Regions from separate parts of the Homo sapiens genome. Here region 1 is linked to region 2. A link is a loop called in an ENCODE intact Hi-C map of the cell type or tissue named here. Cell type or tissue: tibial artery. All regions are shown on one strand. Each heading gives the region's core, and the rest is flanking DNA. Links, peaks and the distances in the headings are about the cores only.

Region 1 (15,937 bases), core at 6,967-9,466, 230 kb after region 2:
ACCATCTGCTCTGACCAAGGAGTCACAGAAGCTTCATAAGACACAACATTTGAGCTGCGTTTTGAGGTATAAATAGGAGTCTGACAGGCATCCAGGACAGGAGAGCATTGCTCAGAACCCAGGACATGAATTTTTCTCTCCTAGGCCAGGCCAGGACTCAGACTAAGCTGACTGAGGAGCCAGGTGCTTCCTGGCAAGGAAGTGTGTCCCATATATGACTATCCAGAAGTCACAGCTGCTCAATATTGAGTCTTGAGACAGAGAGAGAGAGGCCTGATTTGAAATGCAGAATTCTGCTGGGGGCCCGTTAAAATGCAGTTTCTGATTCAGTAGGTCTGAGGCAGGGCCTGAAAATTGCATTTCTAACAAGTCCTCAGGTGATGCCAATGCTACTTGTCCCAGGAACACACTTTGAGAATCACCACCCTAAGGCAATCCATATTGATTTCTAATATCAGAAGAGGGCTGACAGGCAAAGGTATAGGATAAACTAGACCATGCATGGGCCATCTTGGAGAGCACCCCACCCAAGTCTGCAGCATTTGATTTCCTTGGGATCCCGGGAATGGCAGACACCCAGGAAGGAATCAAATGTGGGGTTACAGGGCAATCCAGAGGCTGAGCTTCACACAGCATCTGGGGTTCCCACTACTTCACAAGTGGCCCCCACACCCCCAATCCTTCCCACCCCTTATGAAACTGACCTACGAGTCTTGCTCTGCTGTCCTGGGCTGTTTGGGCCTGGGATGTGAGCTCTGACTATACCTTCTGATCCAAATACAGGGTGACCTCATATGACACATACTTAGAATGGGCTCATAATGAGAACCTTCCAAATTCAGCAAATGGATTCAATCGTGTGTTTTCCAGGAGAATTACCAAGTGTTCTCTTTTCTAAATATCACATACTTGAGCTCACATGGACAGTAGAGGAAGTTCTGAGCCTGCTGAAGCCACAATTGGTACATTGGACCCCGTAGAATTCCTTGTAGATTGGGCTTCACCATTTACATCAGGATTTGGTCAAAATTTCCTTCACCAAACCGGTTGCATTTGTGAAGTAACCATGCTCTCATTTTGACTTTTAATGAATGAAAGACAGACACACACATAAAGAAAGATAGTGCAATGAAAAAGAAAACAACATACTGAATTAAAGTGACAGGAAACATCCTTGTTTGAGAAGTGATATAATTTTTAGACAGTTTTTTTTTTTAATTAAGGAAGGTAAGAGAATTAATTCTGTTAGGCTCTTTTTTTAAGTTTTTTATTTTGAAGGATTTGATTTTGTTTGTTTTGTCTGCCTTGGAATTATCTTTTATTTTATGTTTTGACTTGGCTCAAAACTCAAAAAGTTAAAAGTCTCTCTCTTATGCTACCCCATCTTGACAGGCAGCTATTTATATCAGTTTCTTGCTTATTCTTTCAAAGGCATTTTATGCATATGCAAGTCAATCTAAATGTATATGTATATAATCTTTCTCCCATTTCACACAAATTTTAGCAAACTACATATGCTTTCCTGCACCTTGCCTTTTCCCTTCACATTGTATCACAAAGACCATCACATGAAGAAATACCAAGAGCTTAGCTACATCTTTGTTTGAAATTTTCATGATACACCATTGTATATATATGCAATATTTAAAAAAAAAATAGAGATTGCTTCTTTTGAGTGCGGTGCTTTTTAATCAGCCCCCTCTTGATAGGCATTTGGATTATTTCTTTCAGAGAACAATTTTGCATCATGTAACATCATATGGAAAAGCTGTAGTGACCCCACTCCTATATGCATATTCTAGGGAAACTCACATATCTCTGAGAGCAGGAGGCAATGTCCCAGGATGTTCATTGCAGTGAGGTCTACAATAGAGAAAATCTAAAGGTCAATGAAGAGGGAAAGAGAAGAATTGTAGTATATTCCTCCCATGGAATACTATCCACCAATGAAAGCAAATGAACTATTTGTATGAACATAGATTCATGTCATAGAACATGTTAACTGAAAAAGCAAGCAAATGAATGATAAAATTAGCCAGAAACAATTTATAAGAAGTCTAAAAGCAAAGCCAGGCAAGGTGGTGTACACTTGTAATCCTAGCACTTTGGGAGGTCATGGTGGGTGGATCGCTTGAGTTCAGGAGTTCAAGACCAGCCTGGGAAACATGGCAAAAACCCTCTCTCCAAGAAATACAAAAATTAGCCCGGCATGGTGGAGCATAGCTATACCCCCAGCTACTTGGGTGGCTGAGGTAGGTGTATCGCTTGAGCCTGGGAGGTTGAGGTACAGTGAGCTGTGTTTGTGCCACTGCACTCAAGCCTGGGTGACAGAGTGAGGAGACCTGTTCTAAAAAAACAAGTCTAAAAGACTTCAAACAAAGAGATTTCCTAAAACTTAGTAAAAATATAAAGGCATACACTAAATTCAAGTCACACATCCTCTTGCAATTCTTGATTTGCTCAGTACAGTACTGACTGAAACATGTGCATATCAGAGCTGTGAAAAATCAAGGCTATCTACATATATTTCTATTATTTTTCTATGTATACTACATATAGCCAATAATATTAAAATGTCGCCAATTGACAAACCTGGGTGGTGCCTTCACAAAGATTTTTTATAATTTTCTATTCTTTCTTCCAGCTGGAACTACTTTGAATTAATGTTTGTGAAGTGAATCCACAGGAACTGAGCAAAATAAGAAAAGAGTTATTGAGTGTGAGGAAAGCTGCACAGAGGTACAGACAGATGGAGAGATGACAATACTGAGCATGTCAGTGACCTTCACAGTAACAGACTTCCTGGAGGAGTGTGAGCTTGAGCCAGAATGAAGAGGATAAAATATAAAAGAGGGATGAAGGAGTGGGGACTTTAGGGGGCAAATATGGGATTGAGTAGGCCAGACTGGGAAGCGTGGATGGATTCTAAACATTCCACTTTAGGTCTAGCACTTAGAGAAAGAGAAATCATGTTTATTTAGCTCCTTCCACAATCTTTAGAGAAATCTTCTGAAACATTACAAAAAAGACACATGAATGGCCAATAGTCATCAGGGAAAAATGCAAAGTAAAACCACAGCGAGAAACCACTAAGCACTTATTAGAATGGCTGAAATTTAAGTGATTAATAAATATAAATGTTGTCAAGGATGTGAAACAGTCTCATCCACTGCCTATAAGAATATAAAACAGCCACTCTGAAAATCACTTTTATATCATCTAATAAAGTTAAACAAGCTAGTACTCTATGGCTAGCATTTCCACTCCTAGGTATTTACTCAAGTGAAATAAAGATTATGTCCAAGAATCCCTGTACAATAATGTCCATAGTTCATTTGTAACAATAAAAAACCGTGAATACCCCCAAAATGTACAAAAAAATTGTGACTCAGTGATACAATGCAATACTACCAGCATTAAAAATGAATGAATTACTGATACATGCAACAAGCTGGGCAGACCACATAGATATTACACCAAGTGCAAAAAGCTAGGCACAAGGGAGGCCATATGGGATGAATGGATACGTATGAAGTTTTGAAACAGGAAGAGCTACTCTATCATGATAGTCATCAGATCAATGGCTGCTGGGGAAAGGGGGCTAATTTGAAGGCAGAAAAATAGAGAACTTCGTGTATCTTCATAGTGGCATGGGTGCTATGGCTGTATTTGTCAAAATTCATTGATGAATTTGATACAGATCTGATCATTTCAGTATATGTAAATTTTACAAGTTTAAAATGCTTACAATAAAAATTTAAACGTTAGTAATAAAAAATAGTAATTGAAAATATTAGCAACAAAATCCAACAACAGATCAAAACAATACACCATAATCACGTGAGTTTTATACCCAGGATGCAAGGATTGTTTGACATATGTGAATCAAAATATGTCATATACCGCATCAACAGAATGAAGGACATAAACCATATTATCATCTCAATAGATGCAGAAAAAGCATTTGGTGAAACTAAACATTGCTTCTTAATGAGAACTCTCAAAGGAGTTCCTCTGACAAAGGAACCAAGAATATACACTGGGGAAAGAACAGTCTCTTAAATAAATGGTGCTGGGAAAATGCTACCAGATGCAGAAGAATGTAACTAGACCCCTGTCTCTCACCATATACAAAAAATCAACTCAAAAGGGATTGTAGACTTAAACGTAAGACCCAATACTGTAAAACTACTAGAAGAAAACTTATGGGAAACATTAGTCTAGGCAAAGATTTTATGGCTAAGACCTCTAAAGCACAGGCAAAAAAAGTAAAAATAGACAAATGAGACTATATTAAGCTAAAAAGCTTCTGCACAGCAAAGGAAACATCCAACAGAATGAAGCAATAACCTGTTGAATCGTGAAAATATTTACTAAGTATTCAACCAACCAGTATATTCATCCAATTAGTATATTCTAGACTAATATCTAGAATATACAAGGAACTCAAAAACTTGGCAGTAAAAAATACAAATAATCCAATTAAAAAGTGGACAAAGGATCTGAATAGACATTCCCCAAGAGGAGGCATACAAGTGGCCAGCAGGTGTGTGAAAAACACCCAACATCACTAAATACCAGGAAAATGAAAATCAAACTACAATGAGATATATCTTACCCTAACCCTAGTTAAGATGGCTATTATTAAAAAATAAAAAATAATAGATGTTGGTGAGCATGTGGAGAAAGGGGAATGTTATACACTGTTGGTGGTCATGTAAATTAGTGCAGCCATTATGGGAAACAGTAGAGTGATCTCTCAAAAAAACTGAAACTATTAATAGAACTACTATCTGATGCAACAATTCTACTTCTGAGTATTTATCCAAAGGAAATGAAGTCAATATATCAAAAGAGTACCTGCACACCCATGTTTATTGAAGCACTATTCACAATAGCAAAGATGTGAAATCAATGGTGAATTTATCAATGGGTGAATGAATAAAGTAACTGTAGTATATACACAATGGAATGCAATTCAGCCATAAAAAAAGAGTGAAATCCTGTCAGTTGCAGCAACATGGATGGAACCAGAGGTCATGTTAGGTGAAATGAGCCAGGCAAGGAAACACAAATATCACATGTTGTCACTCACATGTGTGAGCTAAAGACGTTAATCTCATGGAGGTTGAGAGTAGAATGAAAATTACCAGAGGTTGGGAAGAATGTAGGGGTGGGAAGATGTAGAGAGGTAGATTAATGGGTACAAATGTACAGTTATATAAAAAAAAAAGTTCTAATGTTCTATAGCACAGCAGGCCAACTAAAGCTAACAATTATGTATATTTAAAACAGCTAGAAGAGTGGATTTTAAATGTTCCCAACACAAGGAAATGATACATGCTTGAGGTGATGGATTCCCTAAACACCCTGACTTGATTATTCCACATTCTGTGTATGTATCAAATGATCACATGTGCCCCATAAACATATAAAATGTTATGTATTACCTTTAAAAAATATTTTTAAAATAAACTCAACACAATATGGGACATTTTAAAAAGTACAAAAATATGACCATGATAAAAATTGGCAAATATTTCCTTTTTATTAAGATCCACTTTGTAAGTTCAAGCAGAATGAAGCCCATACAGCATCAGAAGAAGTGGCTCTCCTGAGAGAATCTTCTCCCCAGTTAGAAAGGCAGAAACAGAATTCCTGGAGAAAGTAAGACTCTGGAGAACTGCATAGCACCTCTTCTTGGGGTCTGGGGTTACCCAGATGTAGGGAGGGTTCACCTTCTGGGAAAAACTAAACGTTGGTTCTTGTTCTTTTTTGTTCTTATTGCAAGACCAAAAATTGAGAAAACCAAGAGAAAGCACCAAGCCAAAGGGATATACTCTCTTTTATTTTTTAGAATATCCACTACCAAGGATGATCCACGCTGTTATGAGACGAATTGTGTCCCTCCCCAACCGAAATTCATATGTTGGAGTCCTATGTTGAGAAGACAGAAGTGGCCATCTACAAGCCAAGGAGAGAGGCCTCAGGAAAAAGCAACCCTGCAGCACCTTGACCTGCACCTGTAGCCTCCAGAACTGTGAGACAATACATATTTATTATTTTACTCACCCAGCATGTGGTACTTTGTTATGGTAGCCCTAGCAAATTAAAACAGAAATATTACCTTTTCTACTCTGTCCTATGTATGAACATGAGACTTTTTAAGAATATGAATTACCTGGGATTCCAAAACATAGAGTGAGTCAATGGAAAATAGATGATACAGGGTCATTTCCAAGCCTTTGTGGGTCTCCTGGCCACCACACAAACATGGATGTGTTCCCATTTCTTTTCAGTTTCACACAGTGCAAAAGTTGTGGACATAGAATCACAAACTGTGTTTAATTTATTTGAGACATTGAGTGAGCTAGTTTTGCCCTAATTTTATAGAAAGATGATGAACAATCATAATTACTAAACCAAAGAGGCTTTTTGGCAGGGGATGGCAGGTACTATGTTTTCTCCTCCTTTTAAAGTGCATTTTCCTAAAGAGTCTTGTCTAGGAGTAAATGTCATCACTTTGCTTTTTTCCTCCGCATTGATCACTTGGTCCTCCCTGCATTTCAGTAAGGTTGCTAGAATGGAGGCATTTGTCCATGATTCACAGATGAATCAGAGGCCCTATGAGTAGAGAGCTTCTCCTGAAGTCACACAGCTCGTGAGTGGTGGAGCAATGACAGGCACATGACTCTCCAGGTCCCTAGTCCAGTTTTCTGGGTGCCATGAGAATTACAGCCTTTGGTTCCTTTTACATGTAGTTCATTTCTGAACCTGAGAAGGAGAATGCACCTCAGGTGACTAACAGTTTTTGCTCTTCTGTACTTGTCTGAGAATGACCCCAAAAGATTTTTAAAGGCCAATTCTTTGGCTACCAACCCTATTTTGCCCAGGCATGGACATGGAGCAGGTGAACACTGCCTTTACCTGTGACATGCCTGAAGATTCTGAGACCTACGTGAATCAGGTAAGCTCCATACACAGAGGGACACCCACTCTCCCACCCACTTATTTTCTGTATCTTTTCACACTTCACTTCTTCATTCCTCCCTCTGGCTGTCTTCCCTCTTTGGGGTCTTCTAGTCCTAACCTCTGTCTCCTTCCAGGTGACTAGAGCAGGCTGGTTTGGAACAGGGCTTGTGTCGGATGAGAATTGTGCCAGGATCCTCAGTGATGGGCAGCATCACTTTAAGTTCAGTGTTAGGAGCTACCTGCTGAGACAGACGTCTCCTCCACAGTGAGTGCTGATTTCATGAAACCCTTAGTTCCTCCCTATTCCTTACTGTGTCTTCAATCCCATCATGTAGGTCATGGGCACTTAACGCATAATGAACAATTGACTGCTTCATGCCCCCTGGCCGTTGATGCTGTGTTGGGACGTTTTGCTGCCCTCTATGTGGGGTCTGTGCCTTTTCTCATATTACATCTCTTCCACCACACCCAAGTCCATCCTCTGAACCCAGGCAGTACACCAGCATCTGCATGTGTGCTGTGTGTTCCTGCCTTGCTTTGTCCTTTCATGCCTTATTCTCACTGTGCCATGTCTCCTTCTCAGTTGAACAGATGCAGTAGGAGACTCGCTCATTCTGGAATGTGACCATCTGCCCTTCAGGAGAGGACAGCAGGGTGTGGGTGAAGGAGACCCTGCTGCCCCCACACCTGACAGCCTCCACCACCCCCTGGCTTTCCTCTTCTGCATCAGCACCACTCCCGAACCATCATTCCTGATCGTCAGAATTTTTAATGTAACTAAACATGAAACACAAGTGCATCTGCATTATGTGTGGGTGCTCTCTCCCTTTATTGTATTTGGGGTAAGATTATTTTAGGGCATGGTCCAGGGTAAATTCCTGTAAGGCCTGGATGCCCTGCTGTGAGGTCAAAGGGGGACGGACTGCAGAGCCCTGGCTCCCCAACTACCTGCCTATTTCCGGCCCTTTGTTGGGGTCTCTTCTGCTTTATCTGGCCTGAGAGAGGCTGGGATGTTTCTGATCCTGGGGCTCCTGGTGGATGGTGCGCAGTATTTCCAGGGATGGAGGGTGCTGTGGGCACTGGTGGGAAGCTTGAGTGTCTCCACCCAGGCTTTCTTGGTGCCTCCTCATCTATTCCTTCAAATTCTAGACCTTGAGCACCAGGGCCTGGGCCCCTGACCCCCTCCTGCCCTTCCAGCAGGGCCTGGTCCAGCTCCAGCAACTCCTCAGCTTGGGCCAGCTCAGCTGTGTTGGGGGCTCATGGCCCTGGTGAGGGGGAGTGGTGGAGGGAGCATCAGCCAGGGCAGGGGGCTGAGGCCCTTGGAACCTGTATTGCAGGGTCTGGCTGTAAATGAGGAATTCTACCTCCCTTTCCCTTTTTCTAGCCCATTAGCTTAAGGCCTCCTGTACTGAGAAGCCCAGGGAGCCCCTTGTCTTGGGCATAGGCCTCTGGGGGGCAAATAGAGATCCCTGGCTCAGGGAGTATAACTGGATACCTTGAACAAGGATATGGGGTCACTGGAAAGAGAGGACCGGCTGTCCCTCTCCGCTAAGAAATAATTAACTGTTAGATGAGGGGGAATTTCTGTTCAAGGGCTCTGTGGACTGTGCTGCTCTGGAGGGGGTGGGGAGAGAGAGCCCTGAGGTCTGAGCTGGGGTGTGGTTGGGAAGGAGCTGAGAGCTCAGAGCTGGAACTAGGCAAGGAGCTGCAGGGGTGAGGGTGGTGCAGGGTGGGATTTAGAGGATTTCCCCTGACTCCTGTGCTGATCCCCTTCACGTCCTCCACCCCCACCCTTGGTGTCCGTCAACATGCTGGGGTGACCTCATCTTCCCACTGTCCCTGGAGCTGTTCTACTCTTCCACGCTTGCCTTGGGGTTTTCAGAGCAGCATCTTTGTGAGTCCTGGAGAGCTAGGGACCAGGAGGGCAGGAGGAGGTGAAGACAACAGCACCAAGAGATCCTGGAAGAGAAAGGACCATGGTAGCTGAGGCAGGGAGCAGTCTGAGTTGCCTAGAAGACACCAAGAGTTCGCTCCCTCCAGGCCTTGGCTTTGCTTCAGCACCTGGTGCTGCATAGGCCCCACCCCTGCCCTGCTCTGCTGCCTCCACCTCCCTCTCAGCCTGGTCCCAGACAGAATCCAGACCAATTCCTGTTTCTGATGTGAAAAATGATCCTGCCAGTTTAGGCAGAGCTTGCTTTAGAGTACTGGTGCCCAGCCTTCCACAGGTCTTGTGTCTGTTTTTCTTGGCACTGGGTTTCTTCTCACTTATTCTTCTGAATTGGCAAGGCAGGAATTACATCACTAGTTTGCAGATGAGGAAACTGACTCGTATGGGCTCATTCAGCACTCACTCACTGGGCAAGTGTCTGTCAGGGCCAACTGTGGGCCAGATGTGCCCAGGGCTCTATAGCTAGCTGGTGGAAGGGCCTGGAGGGTTCATATTCAGGTCCACCTGACTTGAAAACTCATATTGACCTTACTTAAGTACTGATTCCCGATTTACAATCCATGCCACAAACTTTATTGTCATATCTAAAGAAGTTGCCACAGCAGCCTTTAGCAACCACCCTCCTGATCAGCCAATAGTCAACACTGAGGCAAGACCCTCCCCCAGCAAAAAGATTAGCAAAACCTCCACACCCTCTCTCAGGATGTTCCTGCACCTCACAGCTACAGCAGCAACCTGGTCTCCCTGAGGACACGACCCCCTCCAAAGTCCTCCCACATGGGGGAGTTTTCCCAGGGACTTGTACCCCTGGGTTCAGAGGTGAGGTGGGGTCCTTGCTCCTCACTGTGGTTCTCACACCTTTCTCCCTCCCTCCTCCCTAAACCCCTAAGCTGTCAGCAGATTAGGGCCCCATTCCCCATGTTGTAGCCATTCCCTTTGTGCCCCAAGCCATTCCTCTTAATCCTGACCCTTGTAGCTCCTGGTTCACTGTCACCCTCTCCAGCAGTGCGTCTCCTTGACTCTTGGTGACTTCAACATACGCAGATGTGGTGGGCTGAGTAATGGTCCCCAAAGATGTCCAGGCTTAATCGTTGGAACATGTGAATAGGTTGCATTGCATGGCAAAAGGGACATTAATCATGTAATGAAGATTAAGGACCTTAAAATAGGGAGAGTATCCTGGACTATCTGCGTGGGCCCAATCAAATCACATGAGCCATTAAAAGCAGAGAAACTGCCCTGGCTGGAGTCAGATTCTGCAGAAGAGGAAACAGAGGAGAAGCTGGAGAGAGGAGGTCAGATGTTCCAAGCAGGAGGACTGGATGTGCCTTAGGCGCCATGTGTGAGTACCTGAGAGAAAACTCTAGGAGCTAAGGGTGGCTCTTAACAAGGAAGTGGAAATCTCTGTTCTATCTGCAAGGAAGTGAATTCAGACAAGAACTTGAATGAGCTTGGAAGTGGATTCTTCCCCAGTCTCCAGGAAGGAATGCAGGCCTTCCCGTACATTGATCTTAGCCCCATGAGACTGTGTGGACTTGCAACCCACATGACTGTGACATGATAATTAGGTGCTGTTTAAAGCCACTTGGTTTGTGGTAATTTTTATGGCAGCAACAGACACCTATACAGCAGAGAAGATGCCCTTGCTCCCTGGACTCTCAGATCCTGTAACTCCTCTCCTCCATGACCTTCTCCTCTCTCTGCCTGAATCTCATGCCCTTGTCATCCCCTAGGCCTCATCACGGCCAAGAACCCCAGCCCTTCCATACTCTCAATCTCACACTTCCCACTCTCTGGCCATCTTTCCACTCATCCCCTTGCAAGGTGGCCACAGGCTCTGATGACACAGACACTATCATTTTATCATATGCTGTGATGTAATATCAATGAACCACTCATTTCCTATGTGCCTGCATTCCAGGCTTGGAGTCCACCCTGTGGTACATCAATTCCAACAATCCTTCCAGCCCACTGGGATTCCCAATTGAGTGATCCTGCCATCTACTCCCTGTCACTCACCCTTGGTGTCCTCTCCTCCCTCTTCTCCCATTTTGAATTCTACAGTAAATAATTTCAATCCCTCCCTTGCCTCTCCCTTGCATTGTCATACTCACCTGGCAAAACTACACAGCTGGTGGGTTCCACCTCTGTCTATGCTGCACCTGCCCCATGAGCTGCAGGAGGCTGGACAGCAGCACACAACATGCTGACTGGTCTCTTTAAGATTCCAAACCTCATGGGGAGCCCCTACCATTGACGTGGCCAGCAATCACCCTCTCCCTACGTGGTTCACCCTCAGCCTCCTCTTGGCCTGGGTGACTCCTAGACACCTTCTCTCTGTGCTCACACATCCAACCCTTCTTCCCCATTCTTACCTCAGCTGACAACCTTGCCTCCTACCTCACTGAGAAAACTGAACACATTAGAAGACAACTTCCCCGATTCCACCACTGTCTGCTCATGCATTTGCAGCTGCACCACATGTCAGGCATTTTACCACGGGAGGGATTGCTGGGGGTTAACAATTCTGCTCCCAGTCAGAGCCAGTCCCTCTTCTGGTGCCCCAAACATCATCCCTTCTCATCTACTTAAAGTTGTCAGTTCATCAACTAGTATCTTTTTTTATCTTTATCATCAACTTTTTCCCTCTCTCCCCACTGGATCATTGTGGCAGTCATGAGAATGCACATCCCAGCCCCTCAGCTACAGGAAGCAGAATCGATGATGACCCCAGCTCTTGAAGCTTGAAATCTATTGCCACATTTGCTCTGATCCCACACCTGCCCCCTGATCTTTTCCAGCCAATGATTGAGGAAAGCAGGGCAGAAACTAAGGCAGGAATATTTCTCCTCTGAAGGCTGACTGCAGCCCCAGGGCTCCCTGCCTCCTTTACTAAATTTCCCTTAGCCTGCACAGGGTCTAGGATGCTTCCAGCTGAACTTCCTGCCCTCTCTCCTTCACTGGGGCTCAGAGTTGCAGTGTGGTCTGATGGCTCTCCCAGTGTTTTCTGTCTCTCTCCTGAATTTCTCTCACAAGTATTTCCCTGAATAAATCCTTGCACATTTACTACCGTATTGGGCTCTGCTCCTCAGGGGACCCTAACTAACCCAAGCGGTATGAAGGGTGACCCATGAAAACAGGCAAAAATGGGAATTTGAAATAATCTTGCCCACTGCCTGGCAGGCCAAGAGGATGCCACCCGGGTTGGTGGGGGACACAGAAAGTCCATGGCATAAGGTGCAGCTGAGGTGCTGTGGTCTCCTCAGTGCTGAGCTGAGAAGATGCCCTGGTTAGGGGAAGCTATGGCAGGTGAGGTGATAGAATGCCCTACACAATAATGATGAGGTTGGGGGAAACCTACAAAGACAGAGGAGTTGGGTGGTTACTGCTTGGCTGCGTTGATACCCTATAAAAGGATCATGAGAATCTGCGGGTTGTTAACAGCTGTCACTGGCTACAGGTGACAGCCTCTGCAGTGTCTCATGGAGAGGCCTTTATCTCCTGTAGCGAAAGGGCAGATAGCGTGGAATGGCAGCTGAAGACATCATTACGAGGGCCACAGTGCTCCAGACATGTCTGACACTCAGCCAAAGCAGGCCTGTTACAGGAAAGTCAGGGTCCTGGTGGGGAAACCTGAGATTCTGGAAACTGGAACCAGGATATCCGATGGGTGCCCTCCAGGACCCTCTGGGAATGCAGAGGAGGCTCACCATTATCTAATAATGGTTCCCACTTCCTACGCTGGAAGATGCTGCAAAAGCCTCACCCCCGTGATTCTGCGGGAATCCTACTCAGCAGCTTTGCAGGAATTAGCCGCCATTTCCCCACAGGAGCCCAAGGAGCACTTCTGGGATTGGAATTTGAGGGCGTTTGATCAAGAAACCAGAATTTCAGGCTGGATGAATAAAAATCCTTTGGCTTGGAGGCACTTTCTCAAGGCATGGGTTTGTCAAACACCCCAGGACTTTGATAAGTGGAGCTAAACCCACCGCTGGGGTGAATCCATATAGATTGGAAAAAAAGATGCCCAACTCTCAACAAGGTAGACATGTCTTAGTTGCCCTGGAACATGTAAAGGAAGGAATAACGAGGCTGAGGGAAGTGGGCATGGTGAAGGCCCACCAGGGCCATGCTCCACAAGAGGGCCCAGAGGACACAACCTTCCACCAGAGCCTCAGGAACATGATGGTGAAAGGGACCTGCATCACTAAGTATAGGGGTGTTGTCCTCTGCAGGCTGCAGGTGATGGTAATAAAGATGGTCCCAGAGTTGCATTTATCCATATCCCTGGGGAGAGTGTGGCCCTGAAGAGACAGAGAAGAAGTGGTGGCAGTGACCTGAAAAAGCAGAGGGCATGGTTACTATGGCAACTTCAGAGTAGCAGCCAGGAGGACTCAAGTTGCAGGGAATGTGGGGAAGGTTAATAGAGGGTGGTGTCCCAGGGTTAGGACAGGCAGCCAACAAGGGCGCTGCTTGATATCTATGATAGGAATGAAAGAATTGAGGAGCAGGAGGGTGAAGGTGTTTGACCCAATACAAAGTCATGATCCCATCCTCAATGCCTAGACCTCAGCCAAGATTCAGATTCAGATCTCAGTGACAGAGGAGGAGTCCATATCCCTAGGAGGAAGACCCTGCAACCCTGTGGAAGTATATGCTGGCACAATTCCCTCAATCATTTGGCAAAGGAACCTATAGACATTTACTTGGGTGGTTGTACACTGGGGAAAGGAAACACGCAGAACTGGAGGGATTATTGACACTGGGTGTGAGCTGACATTGATGCCCAGATGCCCACAGCACTCATGTCTCCCATCACAGTGGGGCTTATGGAGGCCAGGGAGTAAACCTGGACAAATTATGGCCCACAATGGGACCACTGGGCCAACAGACCCAACGCTGGATATCTTTCAATTCCCTGAGTGCATGATTGACACTGCTGCACTGCTAAGTGGAGTCACCCCCACACTGGGTCCCTAGTCTGTGGAGTAAGGACTCTCATTGTGCTGAAAGCCAAACGGAAACCTCTGACACTGCCCTCATCCTGGCCAAATCAAAAACCATAGTGTGTCCCAGGGTGGGTCTTGTGGAAGACACTGAAAGTATTATGGGGTCGCACCAACATTAGAGAGCTGAAGGATGTGGGGTGGTGTTGGGGCTGTCTATTGTCTCTATGTAATCCAGCAACCTGTCCCTGAGGGAAACTGGTAAGGCCTAAAGAATGAATGAGATTACTCCAGGTCTGGCCAAGTAGGAGTTATAATTGCAGCTTTTATGTTGTCTGGTTATCACTGGTAGAGCAGGTTAATAAAGCCCCGGGCACACAGTGTGCCGCTGTGGATTTGGTGAGTGCATTCCTTTCCACTCCAATTAGAAAGTGGATATGGGCTGGGCGCAGTAGCTCATGCCTGTAATCCCAGCTTTGGGAGGCCGAGGCCGGTGGATTACCTGAGGTCAGGAGTTCTAGACCATCCTGGCCAACATGGCAAAACCCCGTCTCTATTAAAAATACAAAAATTAGCCAGGCATCATGTCAGGTGCCTGTAATCCCAGCTACTCGGGGGGCCAAGGCAGGAGAATCACTTGAACACAGAAGGCAGAGGTTGCAGTGAGCCGAGATCACGCCATTGCACTCCAGCCTAGGGGACAAGAGCAAGACTTTGTCAAAAAAGAAAGGAAGGAAGGAAGGAAGGAAGGAAGAGGATATGGAGTGATTCACATTCATGTGGAATCAACGACACATTTATTTATTGTTTGCCTCAGGGCTATTGTAACACCTGTGCCCTCTATAGTATAGGCTTAAGACTGTACTGGACATACTGCATATCCTTTAGGATATTAAATCAGCACATTTCATTGACAACTTCATGTTGACTGGAGTAGATGAGCAGCAGGAAGAAAGTGCACTGTAGTCCTTTGCAAAACACACGCACCCCACAAGGTGAAGATAAACCTTATACAGCTTCAAAGGTGGGCACTGAAGTGAAGTTTTATGGGTGAACAAGTGCCAAGTGTTTAGGGGAATGCAGGTGTGTCCCCTCCAAGGTAAAAGAAAAACTGTTGCATCTTGCATCCTCACCAGAAGCAAGGAAGCACACTGCTTGGTGAGCCTCTTTGAATTATAACAACACCACATTCCACATCTAGACATTTTGCTTTGGCCCACAGTCTAGGTGACATAGGAGGATGCCAGCTTCAAGTGGGGCCTACACAGGAAAGGACCCTGCAGCAGATCCAGGCCATGGTACAAGCAGCCACCATCCCTCAGACCCCTGGGGCTGGTGGTGCCAGTGGTGGGGAAAGACACAGGATGGAGCTGAACCAAGCACCAGTGGGAGAGTCACAGTGGAGGGCCTGGGATTCTGGAGTAAGATCATGTCATCCACAGCAGAGACACATGCCCCCTGTTAGAAGCAACTTTTAGTGTTCCTTGTCCTGATTCAATAGAATGTTTGACCACGGGATACCAAGCAACTACGGGGTTCCAAGTGCCTGTGTGACCCACAAAGTCATAGATGGTACAGGCCCAACAGCATTCATCATCAGGTGAAAACAGTCCACCTGGGTTGAGCTTGAATCCCTTGCTGACACCCACAGAAAACACCCAAGTCTGAAGTGGCACTGAACTACCAAACAGACAAATGGCAGTTAGCCAGCTTTCACCATGGGTCAGCCCAGGCCTGGTAGGATGAGTGCATGAATGGAGCAACCACAGTGGCAGGCATGAGGCTCCGTAAGGGGCCAGCAGCACTGACTTCCCCACACCAAGGCAGATCCAGCTGCTGCCACCTCTGAATGTCCAACTCATCAGCAATTGAGGCCCATGATGTGCCCTAGTGGGGCACTATTTCTTTACATGACTACCCACTAAGTAACAAGTTGACTACATTTAGCTACTTCCAACCTGGAAGGGCCAGAGTTTCATCTTCACAGGGTTAGGTACCGATTCTATGGGTGGGTTTTCCTGTCCTGCTCTCAGACACAGCCAGCACCACTCTCTGGGTGCTGTTGACATTC
Region 2 (9,848 bases), core at 576-3,075:
TCTTCCTGAGGATGTGACCCGCTCTGAAGTTCCCCTACATGGGGGAGTTTCCCAGCAACTTATACCCCTGGGTTCAGAGGTGAGGTGGGGTCCTTGCTCTTCACTGTGGTTCTCAGACCTTTCTGCCTCCCTCCTCCCTAAAACCCCTAAGCTGTCATCAGACTAAGGCGCCGCTCCCCTCATTGTAGCCATTCCCTGTGGGCCCCAAGCCATTCCTGTCAATCCTAACTCTTGTAGCTCCTAGATCACTGTCACCCTCTCCAGCAGTGCTGTCTCCTTGATTCTTTCTGACTTCAACATATGCAGATGTGCTGGGCTGAGTACTAGTCCCCAAAGAGATCCAGTCTTAGTCCTTGGAGTCGGTGAACAGGTTGCATTGCATGGCAAAAGGGACATTACTCATGTAATGAAGATAAAGGACCTTAAAGTAGGGAGATCATCCTGGACTCTCTGTGTGGGCCCGATCAAATCACATGAGCCATTAAAAGGAGAGAATCTGCTCTAGATGGAGTCACATGCTGCAGAGAAGGAAGGCAGAGGAGACACAGCAAAGGGGAGATCAGTGGTTCCAAGCAGGAGGATTGGATGTGCTTTAGGCACCAGAGAGAAGTCTCTAGGATCTAAGGGTGCTCCCAAAAAGGAAGTGGGAAGCTCAGTTCTATCTGCAGGAAGTGAATTCAGACAAGAACCTGAATAAGCTTGGATGTGGACTCTTCCCCAGATTCTCCAGGAAGGAGCACAGACCTGCCCATACCTTGATCTTAGCCCCGTGAGACTGGGTGGACTTGCAACCCACACAACTGTGACATGATAATTAGGTGCTGTTTAAAGCTGCTTGGTTTGTGGTAATTTTTATGGCAGCAATAGACACCTATACAGCAGAGAAGATGCCCTCACTCCCTGGCCTCTCAGATCCTGGAACTCCTTTTCTTCATTACCATCTCCTCTCTCTGCCGGAATCTCAGGACCTTGTCCTCCCCTAGGCCTCATCATGGCAAAGAACCCCAGCCCTTCCACACTCTCAATCTCACACTTCCCACTCTCTGACCATCTTTCCACTCATCCCCTTGCAGGGTAGCCACAGGCTCTGAAGACACTGATGCTATAATTTGATCATATGCTATAATGTAACATCAGTGAACCACTCATTGCATGTGTGCCTGCTTTCCAGGCATGGAGTCCATTCTGTAGTACATCTATTCCAATAATTTTTCCACCCCCTTGAAATTCCCAATCCAGTGATGCTGCTATCTATTCCTTCTCCCTTAGTGTTTGTTGTCCTCTCCTCCCTCCTCATCCATTTTGGATTCTGTAGTAAATAATTTCCATCCCTCCCTTGCCTCTCCCTTTCGTTGTCACACTTGCCTGGCAAAACTACACAGCTAGTGGATTCCACCTCAGCCTACACTGCACCTGCCCCCATAAGCTGCAGGAGGCTGGAGAGCAGCACACAGCATGCTGACTGTTCTCTCTACATTCACGACCCAAACCTCATGGGGAGCCCCCACCATAGCCAGCAATCACCCTCTCCCTGCATGGCTCACTCTCAGCCTCCTCCTGGCCTGGGTGACTCTTACATACCTTCTCTCTGTCCTCACACATCCAATCTTCCTTCCCCATTCTTACTTCCGCTGATGATCTTGCTTCCTACTTCACTGAGAAAACTGAACACATTTAGAAGACAACTTCACAGATTCCACCACCGTCTGCTCATGCATTTGCAGCTGCACCACATGTCAGGCATTTTACTACATGGGGGATTGCTGTGTGTTAACCATCCTGCTCCCAGCCAGAGCCAGTTCCTCTGCTGGTGCCCTGAACATCATCCCTTCTCATCTACTTAAAGTGTTAGTTCATCAATTAATACCTTTTTTTTCCCTCTATTGTCATCCCTTTTCCTTTTATTCCAGTGGATCATTGTGGCACTCATGAGGATGCACATCCCAGGCCCTCAGGTAGAGGAAGAATAATTGATGATGTCCCAGCTGTCGCAGCCTGAAATCTATTGTCACATTTGATCTGAGACCACACCTGCCCCAGCTTTTTCCAACCAATGATTGACCAAAGCAGGAAAACTAAGGCAAGAATATTCCTACTCTGAAGGCTGGCTGAGGCTCCAGGACTCCCTGCCATCCCTACTGAGCTTCCCTTAGCCTACACAGGGTCTAGGATGCTTCCAGCTGACCTTCCTGCCCTCTCTCCTTCACTGGGACTCAGAGTTGCATTGTGATCTGATGGCTTTTCCAGCATTTCTGTCTCTATCCTGATTTTCTCTCACAACTATTTCCCCTAATAAATCCTTACACATTTAATACTGTATTGGGGTCTAAGTTCAGGACCGCAGCTATCACAAGTGGTATCAAGGGTGATCCATGAAAATGACCAAAACTGGAAATTTGAAATAAGCTTTCCCACTGCCTGTCAGGCCAAGAGGATGCCATCTAGGTTAGCGGGGGACAAAGAAAGTCCATAGAGAAGTTGCATCTGAGCTGCCGTGGGTCTCACCAGTGCTAACCTGAGAAGATGCTCTGGTTAGGGGAAGCTATGGCAGATGTGGTGATAGAATGCCCTGCACAATAATGATGGAGTTGGGGGTAAACCCACAAAGACAGTGGAGTTGGCTGGTTACTTCCCAGCTGTGTTGATGCTCTATAAAAGGATAATGAGAATCTGCAGGTTGTTAACAGCTGTCACTGGCTATGTGTGAGAGTCTCTGCAGTGTCTCATGGAGAGGCCTTTATCTCCTGGATCAAAAGAGCAGATAGCATGGAATGGTAGCTGAACATCATTATGGTGGGCACAGTGCTCCAGAGACGTTTGATACTCAGCCAACACAGGCCTTTTATAGGAAAGTCAGGGCCCTGGTGGGGGAACCTCAGATTCTGCAAACTAGAACAGAGTTATCTGATGGGTGCCCTCCTCCAGGAACCCCTGGGCATGCAGAGGAGGCTCACCCTTCTCTAGTAATCGTTCCCACTTCCTATGCTGAAAGATGCTACAGAAGCCTCACTCCTACGATGCAGCAGGAATCCCACTCAGGAGCTTTGCAGGAACTAGCCAGCATGTCCCCATAGGGGCCTGGGGTGCACTTCTGGGATTGGAATTTGAGGGCATTTGATCAATAAACTAGAATTTCAGTCTGGATGAATAAAAATCCTTTGGCTTGGAGGCACTTTCTCAGGACATGGGTTTATCAAAGAACCCAGGACATGGGGTAAACCCACTACTGGGGTGAGTCCATATAGACTGGAAAAAATGATGCCCAACTCTCAACAAGGTAGATATGACCTAGTTATCCTGGAACATGTAGAGGATGCAATAACAAGGCTGAGGGAAGTGGGCGTGATGAAGGCCCACCAGGACCATGCTCCACAAGAGGACCCAGAGGGCACACCTTCCACCAGAGCCTCAGGAACATGCTGTGGAGAGGGACCTGCATCACTAAGAAGTGTCGGGGTGTTATCCTCTGCAGGCTGGGGGGGATGATAGTAAAGGTCCCAGAGTTGTGCTTATTCATATCTCTGGGGAGAATGTGGGCCTGAAGAGACTGAGAACAAGTGGTGGCAGTGACCTGCAAAAGCCGGAGGGCATGGTTACCATGGCAACCTCAGAGGAGCAGCCAAGGGGACTCAAGCTGCAGGGAGTGTGGGGAAAGTTAGTAGAGAGGACACCAGGGTTACAAGAGGCAGCCAACAAGGGCACTGCTTGATATATATGATAAGAAAGCAAGAATTGAGGAGCAGGAGACTGAGGGTGTTCGACCAAATACAAAGCCATGATCCCCTTCTCAATGCCTAGACCTCAATCAAGATTCAGACTCAGATCTCAGTGACAGAGGAGGAGTCCATATCCCTAGAGAAAGGACCCTGGGACACCATGGAGATATATGGCTGGGACAATTCCCTCAGTCTTTCAGCAAGGGAACCTATAGCCATTTACTCAGGAGACTGTACATTGGGGAAGGGAAATAGGCAGAACTAGGGGGGATCATTTTCATTGCATGTAAGCTGATATTGATGCCCAGATGCCCACAGCACAATCATCTTCTCCATCACAGTGGGGCTTACGGAGGCCAGGGAGTAAACCTGGACACATTATGGCCCGCAATGGGACCACTGGATGCATAGACCCAACCCTGATTATCTTCCAATTCCCTGAGTGCATAATTGACACTGATGCTCTGGTAAGTGGAGTCACCCCCACACTGGGTCCCCAGTCTGTGGTATAAGGGATCTCTTGATGCCAAAGGCCAAAGGGAAACCTCTGAAACTGCCCCCATCCTGGCCAAATCAAAAATCATAGTGTGTCCCAGCGTGGGTCTTGTGAAGGACACTGCAAGTATTGTGGGGGTCACACCACCATTACAAAGCTGAAGGAGGCGGGGTGGTGTTGAGGCTGCCTATTGTCTCCGTGTAATCCAGCAATCTGTCCCTGAGGAAGCCTAGTGAGGCCTAAAGAATGAATGAGATTACTCCAGATATGGCCAAGTAGGAGTTATAAGTGCAGCTTTTGTGCTGTCTGGATATCACTGGTAGAGCAGATTAACAAAGCCTTGGGCACACAGTGTGCAGCTGTGGATTTGGTGAGTGCATTTCTTTCCATTCCAATTACAAAGGGGATATGGAGTGATTCACATTCATGTGGGATCCACAACACATTGAATTATAGTTTGCCTCAGGACTTTTGTAACTCCCCTGTCCTCTATAGTATAGTCTTATGACTATACTAGACATACTGGATATCCTAAAGGATATTAAATCAGCTCATTTCATTTACAACTTCATGTTGACTGGGGCGAATGAGCAGCAGGTAGAAAGTGCACTGGCATCGTTGGCAAAACATTTGCACTTCAGAAGGTGAAGATAAACCTTACAGAGCTTCAGGAAAGGTCACTGTAGTGAAGTTTTATGAGTCCAGTGTTTAGGGGAATGCCAGGGGTGTCCCCTCCTAGGTAAATTACAAAGTGTTGCATTTTGCATCCTTACTGCAAAAAAAGAAAGCACACTCTCCGGTGAGCCTCTTGGAGTTCTGACGACAGCACATTCCACATGTAGAAATGTTGCTTTGGCCCACACTCTAGGTGACATAGGAGGAGGCCAGCTTCAAGTGAGGCCTACACAGGAAAGCACCCTGCAGCAGATACAGGCTGCGGTGCAGCCACCATCCCTCAGACCTCTTGGTACTGGAAGGGGCAGGGGTGGGGAAAGATGCAGGATGGAGCTGAACCAAGCAGCAGTGGGAGAGTCATGGTGGAGGGCCTGGGATCTGGAGTAAGATCATGTCATCCACAGCAGAGACATGGCTCCCCATTAGAAGCAACTTTTAGTGTTCCTGGTCCTGATTCGATAGAATGCTTAACCACAGGACACCAAGCAACGATGTGATTCCAAGTACCTGTGTGAATTGGCTTCTGTGTGACCCAGAAAGTCATAGATTGGACAGGCCCAACAGCATTCATCATGAGGTGAAAATGGTCCACCTGGGTTGTGCTTGAATCCCATGTTGACACCCCCAGAAAACACCCAAGTCTGAAGCAGCACTGAACAACCAAACAGACAAATGGAAGTTAGCCAGCCTTCACTATGGGTCAATGCAGGCCTGGTAGGATGGGCACATGAATGGAGCAAGCACAGTGGCAGGCATGAGGCTACATATGGGGCCAGAAGTACTGACTCCCCATTATCAAGACAGATCCAGCTGCTGCCACCTCTGAATGTCCAACTCATCAGCATTTGAGGCCCACCATGTGCCCTAGTGGGGCACTATTTCTTTAGGTGACTAACTAGCCACTATGTAACAAGTTGACTACATTTAGCTACTTCCATCCTAGAAGGGCCTGAGGTTCATCTTCACAGGGGTAGGCTCATATTCCATGGGTGAGTTTTCCTGTCCTGCTCTCGGACACTCAGCCAGCACCACTCTCTGGGTGCTGTTGACATTCCTGATCCACAGGCTAGGTGGTGCTCCCAACCCAGTATCTGCCTGAAGGACCCACTTGGCAGGGAAAGTTCCAGTGTTTCCGTGGCTATGGGTTTCACTGATCTGATCACCATCTGCACCACCCAGGGGCTGCCAGCCACAAGGAATGCTGGAAATGTCTTCTACAGGCAAAACTCAGTGTCATCCTGGAGGAAGCACTCTGAGGGGTGGGGGCCGTTTTTCAGGACATGGTGCATTGTTTGAATCAGAGACATCTCTACGGTGCTGTGTTCTCAATAGGAAGAATATGTGGGTCTAGAAACCGAAAGTTGGAAGCAGGTTTGTCTCCATGTCCAGTCTCTTAGATTCACCCACTGGGGTATTTTGCACGTTTTATCTCCCAACTTTGGGCTGTTCAGGGCAGGAGGTCCTTAAAAAGAGACACATGACAGCCCATTGAACTACACATTATGGTTGTCACCAGAGAAGTTTGGACAGTATGTGCCCAGAGACCAGCTGGTGAGAAAAGGAGTCTCTTCCTCTCCAGGTGCAGGTAATAGATCCTGATCTCCAGGAGGAGGCATGGCTACTTTCACACAATGAGGGCAGAAGTGTGTGTGTGAGAACCAGAGATCTACTTGGGGGCCTTCTGGTTTGCCTTGTCCCTTTGTAAATGTGAGCAGAATCATCCAGCAATCCAGCCTGAGAGGATTTGATTTCCAAGGGCCCAGACCTCTCAGGACAGGAGGTTTGAGCCACACTCCTGGGTAATCACCCAAGGCCCCACTCCTGTGCTCTGACATCCTCAGTGTCATTGGTGCAGAGACCCTGCTTCCCATGGGCTGTTCCCAGCCAGTGATGGGTCACACCAGTGACACTGAGGCAGGACATTCCTGGGAGACCAGGGACTCCTCTGACGGACAGCAGTGGCTCAAAGACTCCTCCATGGCTTTGCTCAACTCTCCTGAGATTGCCTGTGGTCTAGGACACATCCAGTAAACCTTCTGTCCTTCTGTCCATCACTGGGGGTCACATTTGCATCTTGGTCTGTTGCCTTTCCCAGGGTAACCTGCCTCCGTTGCTATATCTCTGACAGGTGTGTCCCCTAATAAAATCCTGTAACTTTAATCCCATGATGGCACTTGGAATGCAAAATCATTTTCATCTGCACACCAGTGACCTCTTACTTACTCCAATTTGTAAAATCCTTTTGTTTGTTCAACTTCTACCTGCATTGGCTCCATTTTGCTAGTATTTGTATTATGCTTTTGAGATAGTCGATGTTTGTTGCTTTAAGTCACTAAATTTGGGGGTAGTTTGTTATACAGCAATGGATAACTAATGAAGCCCTCTTACATTTCTGTTATTCTATAGAGGTTAAATACATCCGTTTTATTTCCTCCCATTTTGATAATATTAGCCATATATTGGGTTCCTAGTTTCTCTACGCCTGTTTTTTTCTTTATTTTCGTTTCTTTTCTCCTTTATTCCTTCCCTTTCTTCTCACTTCTATCTCTCCCTCCCTCTCTTTCTTTTCTATTTCCATTTGCCCTCCCTCCCTCCTTCTCTTCCCCTTCCTTCTTTGCTTCCTTCACTCCTCTCTCCTTCTTTCTCTCCTTTCCTCCATTTTTTTCTTTTTTATTATGACATATTCTGACATATAAAATAACCCTATGTGTTTGTACTATAAGGAAACATTTTCTGAATCTATATGTTAAAAGTATAAAGCCATGGTATATAGGATACAAGTTAACAACAGGAAGTTATTAACAGAGTCTGAATAAGAATGCCTGCTATAGGCTGGGCATGGTGACTCATGCCTGTAATCCCAGCACTTTGGGAGGCCTAGACGGGCGGATCACGAGGTCAGGGGATAGAGACCATCCTGGCTAACACGGTGAAACCCTGTCTTTACTAAAAATACAAAAAAAAAATTAGCCGGTGTGGTGGCGGGCACCTGTAGCCCCAGCTACTCAAGAGGCTGAGGCGGGAGAATGGCGTGAACCCAGGAGGTGGAGCTTGCAGTGAACCGAGATTGTGCCACTGCACTCCAGCCTGGGCGACAGAGCAAGACTCCGTCAAAAAAAAAATCTGCTATAATTCTGCAGCCAAGGCAGTTGCTATTAACTCTTAATTCCTTCAACTCAGTGTTTTCAGAACACATCAACATCACATATTACACATTTATTGTAAAAGCTTAAGTTGGCACAATTACTTTGGAAATCATATTATCATTATTTAGTATGGTTAAAGGCCATACAACATATCATCCAACCATCCCACTCCTAATCATACACTCTGGCGGCTTTCTCGCCTATGTGCCCAGGAGACATGCACACTAATGTTTATGGCAAAAACTGGAATCAGCCTCCTATACATCAATAGCAAAGTAGTGAAATTGTGGTATAACCATAAAATGTAAACCTTCAGCAGTAAAAATGAGTGAATGACAGCCTCCCACACAACAGATAACTCCTATACATAATGTGCATCATGAGAAAAGAAATGTAGTAGGAATTTCTGTACAGGAAGCTTAAAAACCAGTGAAACTAATATTTGGTTTGAGATTATATATACTTATTGTACAAATATTTAAAGAAATACAAAGTAATAATAAAAACAAGACTCAGGATGGGGTCTCATTCTGGGGGATGTGATTGGGCAGCAGCCCAGGGTGGCTTTGCGGGTTCTGTGTCTTATGCCAGTGCTGGGAACCCAGGTAACTACTAGATTATAACTCCTTAAACAGTATTTTTCAAACTAAAATATACCTGTTTCTTAAAAAATGAAAGAAAAAAATATCAAAGTTCATTGCAAGGATCCTTAACAAGAACTACTTACATTGGAAGAAAGCCACAGAGAATTGTAAGGAGCCACATGACAGAGAGGCTCCTTACAGGATGCCATGACAATACCCTTGGCTAAAGGGCCATATGATCCTTGGCTCACAGGCATCTCTCTAGATTTTCAGGTATACAAGATTCAATCTGATGTGCAAGGTAATTCCATTTTGCAAAGGATTTGATTTGTTACATATTCCACACATACAACTGAATTAAACTTTTACAGAATTGGAAATGCACATCATTGATCAAAATAGATGAAACAATAAAAGAGTATAAAGGAACAACCAGTGATGGAATAGCAAATATGAATGGAAAACACAACAGGATTGCTCAAAAAAACTTGAAAGCACAAAATTGCAGTGCCATTTAGAATCATAGTGGTGTCCAAATCACTTCTATCGTATCTGATTCAATACCAGAACAAAAGATGTTAAGTTTATTATAGAATGCTCACCAAATAGCCAGTTTTTGAAAAATCTTATGCCTCAGTTGGAGCTAACCATTTTGGGCTACTGCATCCAACCAAAGCTATTGACATCTTGCTAAGCTAGATGTGTTAACTGAGGTATGAGATTCACATTTTTGTAAATTAAAACCAATTAGGCAAATTTTTTAAAGTGAAATCAAGTTTATGAGAGAAGTAAGGAAACAAAAGAATGGCTACTCAATAGACACAACAGCCCTTTTTTTTAAGTGTAGGCAAATGTTTTTTGAAGATGATATTTCAATAAGAAAATTGGCACTTGGGGCATACTTCAACTAAATGTGAGACACCTTAGTTGAAACAAAGACTTATTTTCAAGTCATTATTTTTACGGCACAGAAGTCTTTGGAATATTTGCTCTAGTTACTCTGGGTTCTCAACTGTTGACTCATTGAAGAGAATATTGTTATTAAAGGTATTTGCAAGAAAAACTCAGACATACTATTGTATCCTCTTTCTCTGTCTCAAACAGTTTTCGCCACAACACCCAAGGCTCTGTGATGTCTCAAACTTTTAATCATTAATTTAAAAAGAGAAGCTTATCACAGAATTAGAAGAAACTATTTTAAAATTCATATGGAACCAAAAAAGAGCTCATA

What was found. Peaks named below come from ENCODE experiments on the same cell type or tissue, not always from the same donor. Only the 100,000 strongest peaks of a DNase experiment are listed, where the experiment ranks them.
Region 1: a loop joins it to region 2, with 4 times the contacts of the local background. A loop is called at or near these places in 8 of 110 quality-filtered maps.

Annotation. Positions count from the first base shown.
Region 1 is chr6:29,986,365-30,002,301 of GRCh38, forward strand. It overlaps the pseudogene DDX39BP2, the pseudogene MCCD1P2, the pseudogene LOC353007 and the pseudogene POLR1HASP. Among named protein-coding and RNA genes, the nearest start is that of HCG9, 19 kb to the left of the region's middle. In tibial artery, for the core only: no CTCF peak of the experiment used is centred there; a DNase peak (open chromatin) is centred at 8,007.
Region 2 is chr6:29,765,904-29,775,751 of GRCh38, forward strand. It overlaps the pseudogene LOC353010. Among named protein-coding and RNA genes, the nearest start is that of HLA-F-AS1, 22 kb to the left of the region's middle. In tibial artery, for the core only: no CTCF peak of the experiment used is centred there; no DNase peak of the experiment used is centred there.